Linked DNA regions of Homo sapiens: region 2 is linked to region 1. Evidence: chromatin loops called from intact Hi-C (ENCODE). Cell type or tissue: sigmoid colon. All regions are shown on one strand.

Evidence for each region. A loop is a pair of places that touch in the nucleus more often than their neighbours do. Peaks named below come from ENCODE experiments on the same cell type or tissue, not always from the same donor. Only the 100,000 strongest peaks of a DNase experiment are listed, where the experiment ranks them.
Region 2: a loop joins it to region 1, with 3 times the contacts of the local background. A loop is called at or near these places in 44 of 110 quality-filtered maps.

The regions. Positions count from the first base shown.
Region 1 is chr1:22,103,814-22,107,813 of GRCh38, reverse strand. No RefSeq gene overlaps it. Among named protein-coding and RNA genes, the nearest start is that of WNT4, 37 kb to the left of the region's middle. In sigmoid colon, a CTCF peak has its summit at 1,998 (motif pointing left); no DNase peak of the experiment used is centred here; H3K27ac peaks cover 205 bases.
Region 2 is chr1:22,273,741-22,277,740 of GRCh38, reverse strand. No RefSeq gene overlaps it. Among named protein-coding and RNA genes, the nearest start is that of MIR4418, 9.5 kb to the right of the region's middle. In sigmoid colon, a CTCF peak has its summit at 1,685; no DNase peak of the experiment used is centred here.

The DNA.
Region 1 (4,000 bases):
AGTCTGGCCAACATAGTCAAACCCCGTCTCTACTAAAAATACAAAAATCACCCGGATGTGGTGGTATGCACCTGTAATCCCAGCTACTCAGGAGGCTGAGGCAGGAGAATCGCGTGAACCCGGGAGGCAGAGGCTGCAGTGAGCTGAGATCGTGCCACTGCACTCCAGCCCAGGCGACAGTGCAAGACTCCGTCTCAAAAAAAAAAAAAAAAAAGAAAAAGAAAGTTCCTTCTTCCTTAACTTCTAGTTTCTCAACCCCAAAAAGGGTAGGAGGACTCCCTTTAACACATGAAGGGAAAAATTCGTATGATGGAGGCAAAACCCAGATTCCTTAATCTGGAACCCAAAGCAGCCACTGCCAGGCCAGTTTCCGTAAATCACTTCTACCTCAATCTGAGCAACAGCCTGTCTCAACGGTACGTGGCTTCATGGAAGGAAAACAGGGACCTGAGAGGTGCTAAGGATGAAATCCCTACATACTCCAAGGATGACTCTTACCCACTTTATGAATGAGTAGAAGGCCAGTTCTAGCTTTCCTAACCACAGAAAAGGGAGAAGAGGCACCACCCACAAAAGTAAGGTGTTTGAGTAGCGGGAACACTGGATTCAGAACCAAAAGACTCCAGTTCAATCTGTAAAATCTTGTAGAAGCTCAACTCTAAGCCAGTTTTCTCATTTGTAAAATAAACACCTGTTCTATTTGCCTCACAGGCTTTTATGAAGATGAACATGAAAGCATTTTCTCAGCAGCTTTATAAATACAATGTATTACGACCCATGCAAGCTTTTTCCCTGTTGCCTTCTTTTGCATTCCTGACTCCTCTTCTCCCTTCCTTCTGTTCATAGAACTGAACTATGTGCTCAACACCATGCTAGATAGGAGAGGCTCAAACACAAGTTAAGACAGCAGAGACATTAAGAAAATCAGGCAGTGTGAGACCAGAGCCATTTGGTTCCCAATGAACAAGAACCAGACCTGCTGAGGCCCAGGAACCGACCTCAGCCATATATTTCTGTCTAAGTTTCAGGCCTGCCCAAGACCCTCTCAGTTTAGCTGCAGGGTCTCAGGACTAGAGGTTTAGTGTCTTCCTAAGTCAGACATTCATTGCTGAACCAAGTGATCTTTTTCAAGGCTACTTCCAGCCCCAAGATCCTACCAATTTGCCCCTAACTCATCTGCTTTTTTTATCCTCAATTCACTGGCCTCTACAAACCAGGCAGCCTCAACTCAATTAGAAACACAACTGCCCTCCCTGGCAGCAAAAGGGGGCTGAGAGAAACCAAGAGCCGGAAGTCCTCCTAAATGGCCCAGGGAAAAGGTGAACCTTCCACTGACTTACCCATTCTGGGCACCTAGACTCAGAACTCTGGAAGAAGGGGGAGGTCATCTGGTATAACAGTCCCAATGGCTGCCCTCAAAAGTTCTCTGCTTGTACCTATTTCAAACAACCTAAACAGCCCTGAAATCGACCAATTTTCTCCAAGCATCATCCCACACACAGACATTTCACTATTCCCTGACAGTCTAACTTTAATTCTGCTTGTAGGGATGGAATATATCTGTCTAAAACAGAGGATGTCTTGGTCTGCAAGTTCCCCAACAACAGAATCTACAAGGCTTGACTCATGACCCAATTTAAGTAAAAAATAAAAATAAATAAAACAGACAAGGAGAACGAAGACTGATACTTGGCTGAAGGTTAACTGAAAGGCAATTTCATGACAGTCAAGCAGACTGGGGTCTAGGGAATTGGCAGCAATTATTTTAAGAAATGAGAAGCAAGATTATCGAATTTGGCGCACAGTAGTGTTTCTATATCTGCACAGGCTGCAGGTATGGGGTGATGACATTCTGTGGGCGGTGGGCTCTTTTCCCAGCAATGTGGGAGCCTGTACTCTCCTCTTAAGGACAATTAGAAAGAAGCTTAACAAACCTTACTAAGTTCCAGGTGCACAACCAGCCAGTCTTTTCTTGCTATTTCTCTGCCATCTAGTGGCTGCTCTGGATCATTACAGGCCCACCTCATCGTCATTTTCCTTGGTCCTTCCAGTAACTTCCTAAATGATGATACCACTTACACAGCTAGATCTGGTGGGTGCTTTACCTATGTTATTGCTAGTCTTCACAACACTGCAAGGTACATTATTAATTCCATTTTTCAAATGAGAAAACCAAGGCTTATAGAAGTCACCTGTCCAGGGTTACAGAGGCTCAGTAGAAAATGTGATACCAAAGTCCATCCTCATGCCATTGTATCACTCCTCCTGAAGGAACAGAAGGCCCTGAAACTAAACATAATTTCAATTCTTCCAGAAATGCCTACATGCTCCAAGCTCCTCACAGCTAGCTACGATCTTGGTCAAGCAGGTGGCACCACTGCCTCCTCCGGAGCCCCACAATGCATTGGAACCACACTGGGAACTGGGCAAATCACCCCACTACATTTACTTCATTTGAAAACTGAGAGATCATGTAAAAATGTGTACACAATGTTCATTGTAACCAAAAGGTAGAAATAACTCACGTGTCCATCATTTGATGGAATGAATAAGCAAAATGTGGTATCTCCATACAATGGAATACTATTTAGCCATAAAAAGGAATGAAGTAATGACACATGCTACCATACGGATGAACCTTGAAAACACGTTAAGTGAAACAAGTTGGTTAAAAAAGACTACATATTATAATTATACGAAGTATTCACAATGGGCAAATCTACAGTGACAGGAAGTGGTTCAGCGGTTGTTTAGGGCTGGGCAGATGGGGCAGAAAGTTTCAGGGTATGACAGCTAAAGGGTGTTTTTGAAGAAAAGAGTTTTTGAAGGAAAGAGAAAGTTCTAAAATTTATCAGGTGATAGTTGCACAATTTTGTGAATAAACTAAAAACCACTGACTTGTACACTTTAAGTGAATTGTATGGTACAGGAATTATATCTCAATAAAGCTGTTACACTCACCCCACCCCGCCAAAATTGAGAGGGCTAGTCTAAATAACCTCTAAAAGTCCTTCCCATTGTCTTTTTAAAGAGAGACTCACCTATCATTATCATTCCCATTACTGATAACTTGGCCTGAACCAAGTTCAACTAACTTGAACCAAGTAAGACTATAATATCCTCAAAGCAATTAAAATCAGAGAGGAAATAAACATAATCTGAATCTTCTAGCTCTTTAAAATACTTACAGTTCTACGATATATACAAAACCTAGATTTTGAGAAGCAGTTTTTCTTCCTTATAGCCTTTTAAGACTTTCAAGGATCTCCTTTTTTAAATCCGAGAAGTGTAAGTAATCAGACCTGATGGGACTGTGGAGTCCCGTACTTTCTCTCTACAGCACTTAACACCATCTCTGACATACACATTTTAATCATGTCTGCCTCCCCCTACTAGAATGTAAGTCCCGCCAGTTTAAGAATTTTGTCTTGGTCATCCTACTGCATCATGAGAGGTACTGATATGGTTTGGCTGTGTCCCCACCCAAATCTCATCTTGAATTATAGTTCCCATAATCCCCATGTCCCCACATGTCATGGGAGGGACTTGGAGGGAAGTAACTGAATCATGAGGGCGGTTACCTCCATGCTGTTCTCGTGATAATGAGTTCTCACAAGATCTGATGGTTTTATAAGGGGCTTCCCCCTACCCCCCACCACTTTGCTCTGCAATTCTCTCCTGCCGCCATGTGAAGGACGTGTTTGCTTCCCCTTCCACCATGACTGTAAGTTTCCTGAGGCCTCCCCAGCCATGCTGAACTGTGAGTCAATTAAACCTCTTTTCCTTTATAAATTACCCAGTCTTGGGTATGTCTTTATCAGCAGCATTGAGAACAGACGAATACAGGTACTAAGCAGACGTTTGTTAAATAAATGAATTTATGAACAAAGGAATGAACTGCATTGTTAGTGTTATGTAGGCAAACTAACTATACAGTACCTTCAGATCTATACCAGGTATACCACTAAGGCATACCAAAGAAAAATGCAGCATGTTAAGA
Region 2 (4,000 bases), 170 kb before region 1:
CCTCTCCCGTCTTGCCCATGCTTTCCCAGGAAGCTCCTCCCATGTTCATTTCCAGAGGATCAGGAAAGACTCAATGGCCAGTGCATCTAGAAAAACAGGATAAGTGCAATAATAACTAATACGACCCCATTTTTGGAGCGTTTATGATGTAAAGATGCCATCCTGAGCCTTCTGCAATTGACAACAGATGCAATGCCCACAGCCACCCTGGAAGCAGGTGTGATTTCTATCCCCATTTAACAGATGAGGAAACTGAGGCAAAGAAAGGCATATAGAATTGCCTGGATCACATGGTTCAGAAGCAGCTGGGCCTGGCAGCCTGGAGCCAGGAAGAAGGTGCACACAAAGGCCATGGAGCACCAGAGGGTGCCCAGCCCAGCCAGGAAAGTGGGACAGGCTTTGCTCCCAGGGCCTGAAGGGGAAGCTGGTGAAGGAGAAACACTCTGCTGTAGTGTCACCTTCTCAGGGAGGCCCCTGCGCTAACCACCCCACCTAAACCAGCACCCCTTTGCCCCAGCCTCCCCCACCGGCCTCTGCTTTGCTTACTGTTCTCGTAGGGCACAAAATTACCAGGCTGGAGCAATGGACAGAGATCAATCAGGAAGACCCAGGAAGGCTGGGTCAAGGGTTTGGACCTTACCCTTTTTACCCTTGACTACCTGGGAAGAGGGGGAAGGATCATGGGAGGCAGCCCCTACAACACACACACACACACACACACACACACACACACACACACACACACCCTCACCCCAAACAAGGCTTAGCCAGTCATCCGCAGGAGCATGCTTCAATTCTTCATTTGAACATGGATCCACCTCCCTGAGCATGGATCCATGGCTGAACCCTAGAGAGTTAGGTGAAGGTGAGTGAGCAGACAGACCACTCTTGGGGTGTCCACAGTCCTCCAGGAGACGTGACACATGAACCCACGTATACAACGGCCTTCCATAGACAAAGTGGCAAAGCACCGTGGGGTCCCAGAAGAGGAATTAAATTTCTCATCCACTGTTGAGACCAGATCGTGCATACCTCTATGCCTCTCCTACACAGTCCTGCTACTTGGAATGCCAACCACTCAAACAGCAAATATTTATTGAGCTTCTGTTACATACTAGGCACTTGAGAAACCATGACATTTATGGTTCCTGCTTGCACAGAGCCCTGGTATATCAAGGAAACTCCTGTACATCCCTCAAAACCCTACTATAATGTCCTCTCTTCTCTGTGAAGCCTCCTGATGCCTCCAAGCAGCACTGCTTCTTTTCCAGTGCTCTCCTAGCATCCTAGGACTTCATTTGTAGAGGAGGGAGACAGGGAATGACTGGCCACTGAAAACTCACCATGCCCCAGGCTCCGTACTAGGTACATCACAGGCAATATCCTTCCTCAGGCTCTTAGCAACTCTGCAAGGGAGCAAATAGTCCTCCTTTTTGCAGACAGAAAATGGGCTCAGAGAGGCTGTCTCTTGCTCAAGGTCACACCGTCAGCTGGTAAGTCAGAAAGCAGGGACAGGTAACCAAAGCAGTGTCACCCCAAGGTCAGCCACGTTCTGTGCTGTGGATGCCTGAAAGGCCAGGGTGGTGGGTCACACTGGGATTGCCCAGGTCCCAGTGCCAGCAGGGCACACAGCGCGTGCCTGTGGGTAGGAAGAACCCAAGAGATGGTCCTGGAGCCCGGTGGGGGCTGCACTGCCTTCCTTGGGGCCTAGGTGGCGATGTGCACACTCGTCTCCCCAGTCCAGTCCCTGCAGACGTCCACCTTCTGCTCCTGAATTCGATGCCCTGAAAGGCACTTCTCTCCTTCCCCAGCTTCCTCTCCCTGGCAGCCCCGGGGCAAGCTCAGCCTTTGTCCCTGCCAACTGGGGTGCCTCCCTGGCTGAAGCTTGCCACCAGAATGAGGTCTCAGGATGGGCCAACTCTCCTTTCCCAAGATGTTTCAGGGAGCGGACAGCAAGAGGCGTGGGGAGGACTCACTCACGTCCATGGTCAGACCCAGTAAGCGTCTGGTTCAGGCACCCAGGGGGCTGCCATGGACCCATCCTTGCCTGGTCTCCCCACTCCCTTGGTCCCAGTGGCGCCTCCTCAAACCCAAACAAGGCCAAGAGCTGCCACCTACAAAGTTCCAGGGACAGAGACAGAACATGTCGTCCACCTGCACCATCCAGATGGGAGACAGGGACCAAGAGAGGGACAGGAACCAGATCTTGTCCAAAGTGCCCCATGAGTCAGGAGGGAGTGAGGGTAGAGCCCAGATTTCCCGATTTGTGTCCTCAGCAATTTTCAGCACAATTTGAAGCTGTTTCTACAGGGCCCCGGGGGCAACCAGAGAAAAATGCAGTCCAACCAGTTATCTGATGTAGTAATAATAAAAATAACAACAACTCCCATTTCTGTCTAGTTTCCAGCCTTTCACCTGCATTACCTCATTTGTCCTGTCACCTGCAGGGGAGGTACATGCCACTGTCCCTCGTTTTATGGGTTCCCCAGGGAGGAAGGGGCTTACTCAAGTTTCTAGAGTCTTGGGACCAGGTCCCAGCTCCTAGGCTGGAGTCTCACCAAAGGGAGGGCTAGGAGGGGGCAAGGAGAGGCATGATGGGAGGGAAAGAGGCAAGGAAGGCTGTGTTTTGGGTAGGGGGAGCAGTCAAGCTATATAGTGTGAGTGGGGAGTGCCCGAGGGCTCTTCCTCCTCCCAGACCTGCTCTCGCCTACCCTCTCTTCTAAAGCAGCAGCCAGGCCCTCCCCCTGGCCACCTACATCTCCTCCATCCCTTCCTCCCCTCCTGCAGCCCCCAGACAATTATCTGGGCCTCCACTGACCATCAGGCCTGGCTTTCTCTGCCTGATTTAGTCAAGATCCTCCCCTGACCTTGGACTCAATTTCCCTATCTGTTAAATGAGTGAGTTGGGCTTTGGCTTGGGCCTTTTAGCTCTCATGGTCCGACCCCTCTAGGGAAAAGGGTGAGGGCAAGATAAAGGAAATAGGAACAGCTGGGTATTAAGCATCAATGATGTGCTAGGTGCCAAGCCCTGGGTTCCTTGCTGGTAGCACAGAGCAGTCAAGGCAAATGCTCAGGGTCTTCCTGAACCTCAGTTTCCTTATCTGTCTAATGGAGATGATTAATCTACCTCATAAGATTGTAGGGAGAGCCCAGTGTGATCACATATGTAACAAACTTCACATAGCACCCGCCCAGCACCCATCATCATCACCATCATCATCATTATCAGCACCGCCATCTACCCCCTCCTTCTGGTCTGGTCCGGCCCATGCAGGACTCAGCCCTAAAAGGAATCTCCTGAATCCAAATCAGAAAAGCCTGGGCTCTCCTCCTAGCTCTGCCATTAACCTGCTGAGTTGCCCAAACCTCAGTTTCTTCACCTGCAAAAGGAGACCAAGGTCTGTGTGGGAACGCACTAGGGACAGACGGCAAGGTCACTCATGGAAAAGCATCTCGTGCCAGGCCTGGCCAATGGCAGCTGCCCATGAACACTTGTTTCCTTCCTTCTTTGTTGACTCAAAAGGAAATTGTATGACAGGATAGAGCAAAGACGTGACAATACTACAGCTAATGCTTAATAAGCACATACCATGTGCCTCTCGCTTGCCTGAGGATTTTGCTCATTTCACTCAATCTTCCTAAACAACACTATGAAGGGGGCCAAGCCATTATCCCCATTTTACAGAGGGGGAAATTGAGTCACAGAGAAGCAAAATACCATCCTCTTGAAGCCTCCAATGCTGCTTAAAGCCCATCAATAGTAGGCACTCAAGTTTATTAAATAGCCACTATGTGCCCAGGAGTGTCTTAATCCCTTCCCCCATGTGAGTCACTTCAACCCTTCCAACTATGCTGCAAAGTAGCTACTATCTTTGACTCCATTTACAGATGAGAAACTGGGTCATAGAGAAGTGAAGTCACTCATCCAATCAGCAAATGGCTGCATCAGCTTCAAACCCAGGTCTGGATGATTCCTCTGCCTGGTTCTCTTAACCACTAT